Linked DNA regions of Homo sapiens: region 1 is linked to region 2. A link is a contact called in ENCODE Hi-C data. All regions are on one chromosome and are shown on one strand. Each heading gives the region's core, a stretch centred on a gene start or an enhancer-like site at or near the end of the contact. The rest is flanking DNA. Distances are from core to core; before and after follow the strand shown.

Region 1 (6,107 bases), core at 3,417-5,916, 3.2 Mb after region 2:
GCTCCACCAAAACAAAGGTGTGAACTAAGAAAGAGGAGACCCTGGGTCTCAGGAACAGGAAGGAACATAACAGAAGATGGGTTGTAGGAGGAGCCTGGATGATGCCAGACAAAGGTGGTGGCTGAGAGGTAGATGGCAGGGGGCCTCTGGTCCGTAATGCTTCGATGATTGGGCAGGATCCCTATCCTGTGTCAAGGTCCCTCCTGCCCACCTGCTCTGTCTACTAACCTGCTGTCCTTGTCAGGTCCCAGCCCTACCTGTCCTGATGCCTGACCAGCAGGATGCAAGCCCAGGAGGCCATCCAGGATACCAGGACTGGGAGAGAATGTGGGTACGGGGAATACTCGCCCTGCTTGCAAAAGGTTTTACTAGGGTGGGGAGTTTCTAGAAAGTAGAGGGGCTGTGGGATCAGTGGTAGTGGTGGGTGGCTTTTTTTGAGGGCAGAAGATGCTAGAGGAGGTTGAACCTTATAGGGGATGATCTAGGGAATGGGGGAACTTGGGGATGCTGGAGTAAGAGGGCTGCCTGCGTAGGGCCAGGAGTGGGGTCGGCAGAGATGGTGCTGTCCATGCGGAAGGCCTAGTCCCACCACACCCCATCTCACTTACCTGGGGAGAAGATGCCCCCAGCTTCCTCATGCCACAGGGCCCTGGGGTGCTCCCTCCATGAGGGACCCTCAGGCCCAGTCTTGCTGTGGGGAAAGATCTGGTCCAGCACGGTCCCACATCTCTGAAATCACAGTGGTCACTGCTCCTCTGTGCCTGGCTGGGCTCAGGGAGGGACCTACCTGACCCCACCCAGCAACTTCCAGGGAAAGGAGGAGAACATGGACCTGGGCAGGACTTACCTGGGCCTCCTCAGGCAGGAGGGTGGGTACAGACTCCTGGGTGGCAGCTAGAGGCCCAGACTCCAGGAAATCTAGAGAGGAAAACTGGTATCAGGCAGCCTGAGTGAGTTTCCACCCCACTGCCCTTCTTAGTGGTGTGCCAGGTGCTGGGATGCAGAGAGGTGGGATTCTTGGTTGTGGGCTTGGGTTGGGGAGGGCAGTGCAGGGTAGCTGAGGGCCCAGCTCAGGGGCTGGGTGAAGCAGAGTACCCTGGAAGGCCAGGGGTTGAGCTGCAGTGGGATGAGATGGGCTGAGGTTTGTGCCCCTGTAGCCGTATGTGAACCATGGGGCAAGGTGGTCAGCGGGGGTCAGAGGTATTGTACAAGGGTCCACATAGGAATGGCAGGGTGTGAGCAGCTAGTTCAGGTGCCCTGCCTGGGAGGTGAAAGGGGTCATACCCCTAACACTACGAGGTCCTCCCTCAGCAGCTCCTAATTATACCTCTGCCTGCTGTCTGTTCCCCAGTGACAAGCACATATTGCCTAACGCATCTCCTTGGGGACTGAACACCACATGCCATCTGTACTGGGAAACCCCAACAGCCTGCTCCATGCCATGGGGTTCGTGGGTACAGGGCTGTGGCAGTCAGGCTTGGTGTGTGAGGGGTAGTGACAGCACTGGCTGCGGTGGAGGGGAGACCTGACTGGGTAGAATGTGGGGGCTGCTGGCAGATGGAAACCATTCCATTTATAACAAACCTGGCCCAGTGGACTTCAGACTGACTGCTCAGGCCAGGTTCCCTGGCCCACCCAACCAGACCTTAGGCGCGCCCACCGTGCATGCCCTCACCTGAGTCCTCTGTAACCTCTGACTCCTCTTTCACCTGCAGGCCCAGTGGTGATTCCTGCATAGTCCTAGGAGGTGTCTTGGGCCCAGGCTCTGGAGTTGGAGGCTCAGTTTCAGGTAGGGGCTGGAAACTGGAGGGCTCCATCTTCTCTGATAGGACCTCCTGGCCCTGCACCTGGACTGTGACCTGGGGAGGTGCCCCCACCATCAGAAGTCCTACCAGAGAGTAAGGCTGGCCGCAACCTGGGGTTTGTGGGTGCCCATCCCACTGTAGGATCCCAGGGGCCTGCCTTGTAAATACCTACTGACTAGGTCCTCCAAGGACCTACCTCCCCTAGGCCCTGAGCAAAGAATGAAGGGACCACCTGCAGTCCCTCCCCTGCTCTGACATCGTGGCCTTCCAGTACCTTCCCCATATTCCCCTAGCCTGCAGCTCCTATGTCCACGTGACTGCAGGTGATGCAGGAATGGGCTGGGGAGTCTGGCCCTGGAATCCCTCTGCCCTGGGCAGCCTTGCACAGGGTCTCTGTTGCAGGTGGCCACTTCTGTACCACAAGGGAGAACGTGTGTCTGGCAAAGCGTGGTGCTGCCCAGGGTGAGGCCGAGCTGGATGATGCTCCAGTCCTGAACCCCACTCGTGGACACTCACTCACCCATCTCCGGGGTCCGCCCGGCTCCCGGCGCAGCCCATCTACTAGGGCAGCAGCCTCCTCGGGGCTGCCTGGCCGCTGCCCCTGCACACGGGCCTGGATCTCAGGGGGCAGTGCGCCCAGGAACTGCTCCAGCACCAACAGCTCCAGCATCTGCTCCTTGGAGCGTACCTCTGGACGCAGCCACTGGCGACACAGCTCTCGGAGCTGGGCCAGGGCCTCTTGGGGCCCTGTGGCCTCCTCATAGCGGAAGCACCGGAAACGCAGGCGTGCAGCTTCAGGGCCTGGGTCCCATAAGGCAGCCTCACCCTCCTCCTCAGAGTCCTCTAGCTTCACCATGACAGGCCCCTCATCTTCTGGGGGTGCTCGGTCTGGGGAGCCCAGCACCGCAGGCCTCATAGAGGGTACCAGGTCAGGTATCTGAGGCCAGTGTCTGCCCCTGGTGAAGAAATAGGATGAGGCTGTTGCAAAAGGAGTACAGTGAATGCTTCACTGCCTAGTCTATGCTGTACCGTTTGATCCTCAGACCTACCCCATGTGGAAGGCAGATGAGGAAACAGGCAAAGAAAGGCCATCTACAACCCACAGACTTATGCAGCTGGAAGCCCTCCCTTAGCCACCTGTATCCCTGGTCTTCTCTCCGCTTGGGCCTGTGCAAAGTCTCTGACAGTCTCCCTGCTCCAAACACAGGCTTTTTTTTCTTTTCTTTGAGACATGCTGTCAGTCAGTTGCCCAGGCTGAAGTGCAGTGGCGAGATCATGCGTCACTGCAGACTTGACCTCCCGGGCTCCAGAGATCGGCCTCCCAAGTAGCTGAGACAACAGGTGTGTGCCACGACATCCGGCTAATTTCTTAATTTTTCTGTAGGGATGGGATCTTACTATGTTGCCTAGGCTGTTCTTGAACTCCTGGGCTCAAGCAGATGATCCTCTTACCTTGACCTCCCGAAGTGCTGGGACTTACAGGTTTGTTCCACCATGCCAGCCCACAGGCTGTTTTTTAGGACTAGAAGACACTTCTCTCCCCTGTATCCTTCCCTTCTTCTACATGTGCAACCTCATTCCTGCGCTACAGCTCTCTCTTTACCAGGTGGATGGCACCTATACACCTACAGCCTGGGCATCAGCATCACTGCTGGCGTCTCCCCCTACCCAACGCCAGCCCTTACTTCACCTTCTATTCTCTCATCTACTTCGATGTGGCTCCTCATTTGGGCCCCACCATCATTCCCCTCCCTGCTTGGAAGCCTCACTCCACCTAATCCTCCATGTCAACCTGTGCAGTCACTTGTATGGCTCAGCTCCCAGGCAGCACCCTCTCTCCCTACTCAGCCCCATCTTCTAAGCCCAACATCACACTACGCAATGCCCCATCTCAGCTTCCTGATTTAGCTGGGGTTGGAAGGGGATGGGGGAGCTTCGCAATGGGTGGGGGGGCGGCAAAGGCTCCAAGACTGCCGGAACAGGAGCCTGCAAGGAAGTCCCGAGACTCTGATTCCGCCCATCTTCAGATCACTGTGCCTTCGAGAACTTGTTTCCCCATTTGCAAGTGGGGCTGACCTCCCTCCTCGCGCTGTTCCTTCTGCAGCTGCGGCTTTAGGAAGGAATCTGCGTTTATGAAGGGGATGGCACCGCAGAATCATTCCCCCGTGGGTGGCATCGATTTCGAGGGCCGCCTCATCCTGGGGGCCAAGCCTCCACTCTTCAAGGTGCCAAGTCAACCTGAAACCCTGGGAGAGACTTGGGTCATAGCCAAGATGGCAGGTACCTACGGAGGGTCCCGAAATACACTTCCCAGAAGTCCAGGCGGCAACTTCCGCTCCAGGGTGCCAAGGTAGGTCCAGACGACGCCTAGGCAACCGGGGGCGGGGCTCCCAAAGCCTGTCGTCGTGGCAACGAGTAGTGATTGACAAGCCTCTCGCTCTAGCCCTGGGCGCTCCCGCAAGGACTGCCCGGATTCGTTCCCCGCGCTTCCGGTCTCACTGGGGAGCCGGAATCCCCGAGTCTGCAGCCACCGCCCCCGTCCACACGATAGCCCTCCCGGTTAAGAGGACCCCGCCCTCACCTCTGCGCTCAGCGGGCCGCTCCGCGCTCCTGAGCACGCGCAGTCTTCGACTTCCCCCTCCCGCTGGACTACGTCTCCCAGGATGCTCCGCGCACCAGCTCGAGCGCCTCCTTGCCCTTCCCCCACCCTCGTCCCCGTTTCTACACCCTCTCCTCCCTTCCCCTAGCGGTGGTCGCAATGATCAGGTCATACTCCTGGCCGCTTCTTCCCATGCTCCCCGCCTCGAATCCGTGCGTCGGCATGCGCAAGCCTCTCAGGTACAACAGACGGCAGCACCGCCTACCAGATCGCGCATGCCCCCCACCACGTTTTCCTCACTTCTCTACGGGCCTTCCTGAGATTAGCAGGATCCTGCACCAATCACGGCCGTCATTAGAACTCCGTCGGTGCCCCACCGCGTCTCCATGGCAACTCCCTACAGGAAGGGGCCTCTGCTACTTCCTAGACCGCAAAATGGAGAAAGGCTTGGCCCGATGCTTTCCGGCAGATGTAGTCAGCAGGCCCTTCGTGTGTACGTGCGCGCGCGGCGCGATGACGTTCCTCTGTGATCATGGGCGAGGGGCGGGCCCTGAACGTCTCCATGGTAACCTGGGGACACGACTCGACATCGCCTGGGTAACCCGGAGACGCGGCGGGCGTTGAAAATGCAATGGGGCATGTGGGATGAAGAGGTGGGGAAGGGTACTGGGGCAGAGAGATGCCGATCGATAGAAACAGCGAGGAGAGACGGAGAGAGACCAGAGACTCAAGGGCAAAGAGAGACGAAGGACCGGCGGGAGGAAGAGAGAGAGAGACAGAGAGACAGACTCACAGACTGGGAGGACCGGAGACTCGACGCGAGGAGAGACAGTGAAAATAAGTGAACAAACATAGAGACACGGGTCCAAGTTATAAGAGGGCTGAGTGGATCAGAGGGTCAGGGCCGGGCAAACAGGTGTCAGAACAGTTAGCAAGAGAGAGGCAGATCAGAAAGGGATGCAGATGAAAGAGACACAAAGAAGGAAACGCAGAATGGGTTCACAGAGACAAGAAATGCAGATATCCAGACTCAAGAGGTAGACAAGAAGGGAGAGGGACAGAAACAAGAAGGGAGAAAAGGGACAGAAATTAGAGATACAGTAAGATGGATTGACAGTTTTCGAAGACCTAGAGAAAGATGACAGCACGAAGAGAGACAGGGAGAATCCGAGGTAAAACTGTTAGGAAAACTTAGGAGTCCAGATGCTGTCCAGTTATATGCTACCCTGTACAGGTTGATAGGTTGCAAATGCTTTCTGTCCAGTGTATCGCTTTGTAGCTCACTAAGCAGTTTTGTATCCAACTTTGTGCTTTTATTTCAGTGTTTTTCTTTTTCTTTCTTTCTTTTTTTTTTTTTTTTTTTTGACGGAGTCTCGCTGTTGCCAGACTGGAGTGCAGTGGCACGATCTCGGCTCACTGCAACCTCCGTCTCCCAGGTTCAAGCGATTCTCCTGCCTCAGCCTCCCGAGTAGCTGGGACTGCAGGCTGCTCCACCACACCCGGCTGATTTTTGTATTTTTAGTAGAGATGGGGTTTTACCATGTTGGCCAGACTGGTCTTGACCTCCAGACCTCTGGTGATCCGCCCACCTCGGCCTCCCAAATTGCTGGAATTACAGGTGTGAGCCACCGCGGCCGGCCAGTGTTTATTCTTCCTTTCCTGTCTTCCTAGAATCATCTTGCTGCTTCCCTCAGTACGGTAAA
Region 2 (6,396 bases), core at 77-2,576:
CTCACACACACACACACACACACACACACACACACCAAAACACCAAAAACAGCACACCAAAACAGCACCTACTCTGTGGCATGCATTGTTTTAAGTGCCCACGATCTATAGCTGTACAGTGGAGCGCATGTCTGACAGTGATCCTATATGTGTAGACACACAAGCGCCTACATTGTGTTACCGGACAGTAACATGCTGCACAGCTGTGTGGCCCAGGAGCCGCCGGCCACCTTACAGCCCAGGTGCCAGCAGCCCTGCCACGTAGGTGTGAGTGATGTTGCTCTAGGATGCTGGCAGGATGACGACATCGCCTGAGCACGCACTGCCCAGATGGTATCAGTGTCGTTAAGGGAAGAATGGCTGTGGCGAAACAAACAAACAAGCAAACAAAGACCGCCTGTTCTGAGTGTGGAGCTTATTATTCTCGGCGTAATTATGATGAATTGTTAGTTACGTTTGCCTCTAGGATTGAGGTAGGGGGGGTGATCCCAATTAGGGGGTGCCCCAGGGGAGCGCCCCAGGAGTCAGGGCTTGTCTCAAAAGTCCCCACTCCTCCCTCAGCCTCCCCTCCCTCCATCCGACCCCGTTCATATCGCGGGAAGGTCCCACAGAGTGCGTGTGGATACTCCCAAAACGCAACGGTGTAAACGGGGAGGGAGGGAGAGAGACTGAGGAGCCCTTTGTAGCCAGGCAGAGCTGTCAATAAAGTTTCGTCGCCTTGGTAACCGCAGGCCTCGCGGGGCGGGAGGGGAGAGGGATGGCGGTGCGCGCGCATTCACCGCCTCCCTCCCGCCGGGTCTGGCTTTCTCCCTCCTGTGGCCGAAGCTTTCCTCGGAGAAATAGAAGAGGGAGGCCGCGACTCTATGGTGATGGACGGAGGCCTTACCCAATGGAAAGAGGAGCTGTCCCAAGGCCAGGCAATCATATACGACTACTGGAGCTGGCAGAGCCCGCCCTCTTTCCACTTGGACCTGAATAACCCGACCCAAACCGAGTTTCGCCCGGAGAGACTGCGCTTTCGGCCAATGAGTGCGTCGATTTCGAGCCCCAGTGTGAGCGAAGGCGGGACAAGTCTCCATGGCAGCGACTAAAGGACAGCGATGTGAACCACTGACAACAGTTCGCGGCGTTTGACGGCGGCGGGGGCGTGGCGGGGTTTTATCTGTGTATTGACGAGAGCCGGGCGCGGAGGGAAAGAGTGGGGCTTGGCCAATGGGAGCGCCGTGAGCTTCGTAGCAACGGAGGAGTGGCGGTGGCTGTGGCCAATAGAAAGCCTCAGTGGCCTTGGCGGGGCTGGCCCGGAGAGCAGATGGGAGGTGCGGCGACAGTGTTTGACGAGAGCCGAAGGAGGCTGTGGGAGGTGTTGGCGGCGGCGGCGCGGGCGCCTGAGGAGGAGGAGGAGAAGCGGGTGAGGGGCGGCGCGGGGCCCGATCTCTGAGCCCCTTCACGGCCCCAGCCCCGCGCCGCCTTGGCTCCCCAGTCGCCCCCTGCCCCGACTGCCCCCCACCCCGCCCGGCCCCTCCTCGTGTCCAGGCGCCCACGTCTCCCGGCCCCTCGCCGGGCCTCGGGCTCCGCGGCACTGCAGCCTCCTTCCTGTGCTTCCTCACCCGGGCCCTGACCCCCTTCTTACGTCCACGGCCCTCCCTGCATCCTCAGGGCCTCTCCCTGACCTCTTGTCACTCTCCAGGCCTCTCCCTGCACCCCCCAGGGCCTTTCCCTGACCTCACCCTCCAGGCCTCTCCCTGCACCCCCAGGTCTCTCCCTGCACCCTCAGGGCCTCTCCCTGACCCTTCTCTCACCCCCGGGACCTCCCTGCACTCCCAGGGCCAATCCCCGACCTCCTCTCACCCTCCAGGCCTCCTTCTGGACCCTCTAGGTCTTTCTGTGCCCTAGAACCTCTCCCTGACCCCTCTGTCCCTCTCCTGGCACTCCCTGGACCCTGAGGTCGGCCTCTGACCCTCCAGGTCCCTTGCCCTGGGCTCTCACCGCCTACCCAGGCGCCTCCCTGGGTCCCCAGGCCCTTCCCTAGGGTCTCCCTTTCCTGGATCCCCCAGGACCCCACCAAGCCCGTTTGGATCCCTGGGCCCCTGTCCGCCCTCTCAGGCCCTTCACTCACTGGACACCCAGGATCTTCTCCGCCATCCCTGGACCGCCCCCCGACCCAGGTCTCCCGTCTGGCTCCTCCCTGAGTCCCTAGGCCATTCCCCGCTCTCTGTCCTCCCTGGCACCCCCATCCCTTCCTCACACCCCTCTGAGCGCCCCCAGGCCCGGCTGCAGCCTTCTCCCTCCCACAGCCCCCTGCCGTGCCCACCGCTGTGCGTTTCTCTCCTTGCCCCCAGCCCCCTCTCCAGCTTCCCCGCTGTCCCTGGCGTCCTCCTGCAGCGCCCCCTCTTTCTCTCCCGCAGCCTCGCAGTCTGTCCCCGACCCCTCCACAGCCGTCTCTGCAGCTCCCGCTCCTTGCCCTGCCCCATCTCCTCCTCTCCTGGGCGCGGATGAGCCTCGAGCGCCGTGGTGCGGGGACGAGGCTGGCCCTCCGTCCGGGTTAGGGGTTTGGGTGGTTTTCTTCATCTCTCCGTTCTCTCCTGGCTCCGCTTTAAAAAAATGTTTTTGTAAATATTGACCTGTGCTGCCTCCCCATAGTCTTCCTTTGCTCCCCTCCCCACCCCCGCTTTTGTCCTCTGAGCCCCCCTCCCCTGGAATCCTTGGAGAGGGAGCAGGTGCTGGGATCCCTCCCCTGCCCTCCCTCCCGTCACCCGCCTCCAGGCTGCCTGGGGCTTCACCCGGAGCCTCCTGACCACTCCCGAAGGCTGCCGGGGAGGCAGGGGGCGGAGACCGAGGCTGGGTCGAGGTGGGGGTGGAGGGCGGGACCTCGGGCTGGCGGGAAGCTTTGACTTTTCCTCCTTGAGGGCTAGAGGTGAAGCGGCTCCCCACGGTGCTAAGCCTTTAGGGTGATCCCGGCTGCCAATCAGTCAGCCTTCTCTGGGCCCAAAGAGATGTGTGTGTGTAGGGGGTCTCTGTACATATGGGCAGGGGCATCTGCGTGTGTCAGTCTGAGTGTGCATGGGTGTGCATGTGGGGGTTGTGTGTTTAGGGGGGATCTGTGTCTGCGCTGCGGAGCAAGAGCAAGAGCTAAGGCGATGGCTGACATGGCTCTGGGCTTTCCCTACTCTCAGAAGTACTTGTTGCATTCCATCTTCGCCAGCGGCCTGGTGAAGTCAGCACTGCTTTTCTCCCCATTTTGCAGATGAGATCGTGGGGCTCACCAGCGTCCCCCATGGCTTCTGAGTAGCGTGGGAGTGGAGTCAGCACCAAGCCAGGCTCCCCGCGCCTGCCTTGCCCTCACCTGCTCCTGCTCTCTGCCAGAGGCAGCATGGTCCGCAGGGCACCATGGGGCCCGACAGAGTGACAGCACGAGAACTGTGCGAGAACGACGACCTGGCCACCAGCCTCGTCCTGGACCCCTACCTCGGTTTCCGCACCCATAAGATGAACGTCAGGTGAGGTGGCCTGGGGGCGAGGGTGGGCCCGAGGGGTCAGGACCCCTCCCCTTGCACCGCTGCCGCCCCTCGGCCCTCTCCTTAGCCTGGTCCTCCCCTCAGCTCCAAGTGGGGGTTGGGGCCGGGGCCCGGGAAGGCCCTGGGACCCAGGCATGCCCTCTCCCCCAGCCCTGTGCCCCCCCTGCGGCGACAGCAGCACCTGCGCTCAGCGCTGGAAACTTTCCTGAGGCAGCGGGACCTGGAGGCTGCGTACCGGGCCCTGACGCTGGGAGGCTGGACGGCCCGCTACTTCCAGAGCCGGGGCCCGCGGCAGGAGGCTGCCCTCAAGACCCACGTGAGGGCGCCCTCCCCTCCCCCGCCCTCACCGCGTGTCCTCCCCGCTCACCGGGCCTGGTCCCGCCTGGCAGACGCTCTAGAGTCCCTCAGCGCAGCCCCTGGGGCCCCCTGACTTCCTAGCCCTTGGGACCATCTGAGGCAAGGCTCAGAGAATCCTAGGAGAGGAGAGTTGGGGGGGCCCTCTGAGATGTAGTCCAACCTCTTCATTTGACGGATGAGGAAACTGAGGCCCCGAGAGGGAACATGAGGCCCCCAAGACCACACAGTGAGTCAGTGGCATGGCAGGCCTAGAGTCCTGGAGAGAGAGGGCCAAAGATGCCCCTGCCCCGCCTCCTCACCCCCACCCTCACCCTCACCAGGTCTATCGCTACCTCCGTGCCTTCCTGCCGGAAAGTGGCTTTACCATCCTGCCCTGCACGCGCTACTCCATGGAGACCAACGGGGCCAAGATCGTGTCCACTCGTGCTTGGTAAGAGGGCAGGACTCCCTGCAGGTATCCTTGGAGGAGACAGAGCTCAGAGGGGACAAGAGAGACCCTCTGTTCATGGACTGGCCAACCGGGGAAAAGCGAGGGGCCTGGTCCTCCGGGCATCCTAGGAAGGTGGTGGGGCTAATCCCGGAAGACCTTTGTGGCTACCGTGGTGCCGCTGGAGCAGGAGACCCCGGATGTGACCCCAGGGTTCCTGGGGCTTCCAGGAAAGAACTAGGCTTCTGGTCAGGGCCGTGCTGTCCTTACCTCCTTGTGACCTGAGCCCCCACCACATGTTAAACACCCCTGAGTGCAATGAGGAGCCCCTGCCCCTGCCCCTGCGGGGTTCACAGTCTGGTGAGGAGGTGGGGGGCAGACAAGTCAACATGCAGTCACTGGTCCCAGCTGGTACATGCTGCAGGGGAGCTGTGAGGAATGAGCAAGTGCTCCCAGGGCGAGGCTCACACTGACAGGGGAAGCACCCGCCTGAGGGTCTGGTGGGGCGAGTAGGGGGTAGTCCAGGCAGGAGGGATTTGGGGGCAGGAGGTGCTATGAGAGCGAGGGGAGAGAATGGGGGCTGTATCTGCTGTGTGCGTGCTGCCCTGAAGGCTTTCAGTAGAAGGGTCCTGTGGGGCTGTGGGCTGGAGCAGGGAAGCCCACCCAGGCAGGAGGGGAAGAGGGAGATCTGGAAGATGGATCGCCAATAGCCAGCACCAGCGCCCAGGAGTCCCTCCTTCCTGGGTGCCTCTGTGCCGGAGGCCCGAGTCCCCTGAACACCTGCAGGAGGCCAGGCATCGCCCACAGCCCTGCCCCCTGGCCTCTTGGCAGGAAAAAGAATGAGAAGCTGGAGCTGCTGGTGGGCTGCATTGCAGAGCTGCGGGAGGCAGATGAGGGGCTGCTGAGGGCCGGTGAGAATGACTTCAGCATCATGTACTCAACCCGCAAGCGGAGTGCTCAGCTGTGGCTGGGCCCAGCCGCCTTCATCAACCATGGTGAGGGTCAGGCAGGTGGATGGGCAGGACGGGATAGAGCCAGGCAGGGCTGGAGGGGTGTAGTGGGAGGGTTCTGCGACTGAGCTGCCGAGCTCATCTACCTCTCTTCTCTCTCCTGCCCCAACTGGCTCCAGACTGCAAACCCAACTGCAAGGTAAGGCCTTGGGACTCGGGAGGAGAGGGCACGCAGGAAGAAAGGGTGCCTGTGGCCTGGGGAAAGGGTTTTTGGTCAGTAAAGAGCCAAACACCGGCCGGGCGCGGTGGCTCATGCCTGTAATCCCAGCACTTTGGGAGGCCGAGGTGGGCAGATCACGAGGTCAGGAGATGGAGACCACGGTGAAACCCCATCTCTACTAAAAACACAAAAAATTAGTCGGGCGTGGTGGCGGGCGCCTGTAGTCTCAGCTACTTGGGAGGCTGAGGCAGGAGAATGGTGTGAACCCGGGAGGCGGAGCTTGCGGTGAGCCGAGATCGCGCCACTGCACTCCAGCCTGGGCCACAGAGCGAGACTCTGTCTCAAAAAAAAAAAAAAAAAAGAGCCAAATGCTGCCCCATGTCTCCATGGCTTCCCACGGGTCCTGGAAGGGGCAGAGTGGGTATTTGCTCACAAGGCTACCAGAAAGGAGGAAGGGGTTCCAGTTTGGCCAGCGTTGCCCGGCTGTTTGTGCAGTTGCACTGGAACCCTGGTTGCCAGCTGCTGGCCATCTTTCTTCTCTGAAAACCGAGCTGGGAGCTGTGCCAATTTGGGCAGGGAGTGTGGCAGGGAGGCAGGGCCCTGTGGTGGGAGCCCCCGGCCTTGCAGGGAACAACGCAGGCAGCTGTGGTGGCAGGAGCAGGGAGGCCAGAGAGCCCCAGGGGCCAGGACTCAGGATGCTGTCCAGACATGCCCAGGAGAGGCCGCTGGTTGTCCTGTAGCCCGGAAGCAGAAGGAATCAGGAGGGTTGGCTCCAGGGCGGCATTGAGGGTGCACCCTCTGGAGCACAGACCTCGATGGGGCACCCCGGGAGGCATGACAAAGGGATCCAGATTTTTGGCTCCAGAGTCAGAACTGAGTTGGGGTCCTGGCGATGCCACCCCTGGCCTTTGGTTTTTCATCTCAGAT

The links. Hi-C counts contacts between places; a loop is a spot of excess contacts on that map. Pooled maps may share reads with other maps.
Region 1: a loop to region 2 is called in a pooled map, with 18 times the contacts of the local background. The contact joins the promoter of MZF1 here to the promoter of KMT5C in region 2. A Hi-C loop is called at or near these places in 7 of 50 pooled maps.

What each region holds. Positions count from the first base shown.
Region 1 is chr19:58,568,669-58,574,775 of GRCh38, forward strand. MZF1 (myeloid zinc finger 1) reads right to left here and starts at 4,667. Exons shown (of 6, transcript NM_198055.2): 1 at 4,387-4,667; 2 at 2,326-2,761; 3 at 1,676-1,859; 4 at 848-918; 5 at 609-729. The coding sequence starts at 2,721. MZF1-AS1 (MZF1 antisense RNA 1) reads left to right here. Exons shown (of 6, transcript NR_027334.2): 2 at 245-327; 3 at 1,716-1,789; 4 at 3,190-3,287; 5 at 3,910-4,155; 6 at 4,249-6,107. RefSeq lists enhancers at 3,372-4,233, 4,234-5,093, 4,462-4,551, 4,612-5,041.
Region 2 is chr19:55,338,550-55,344,945 of GRCh38, forward strand. It overlaps KMT5C (lysine methyltransferase 5C), which reads left to right and starts at 1,327. Exons shown (of 9, transcript NM_032701.4): 1 at 1,327-1,408; 2 at 3,245-3,497; 3 at 3,666-3,831; 4 at 4,193-4,302; 5 at 5,131-5,294; 6 at 5,429-5,448. The coding sequence starts at 3,388. RefSeq lists enhancers at 1-245, 246-1,019, 1,329-1,398, 5,287-6,091, 6,092-6,396 and silencers at 1,419-1,478, 2,724-2,903.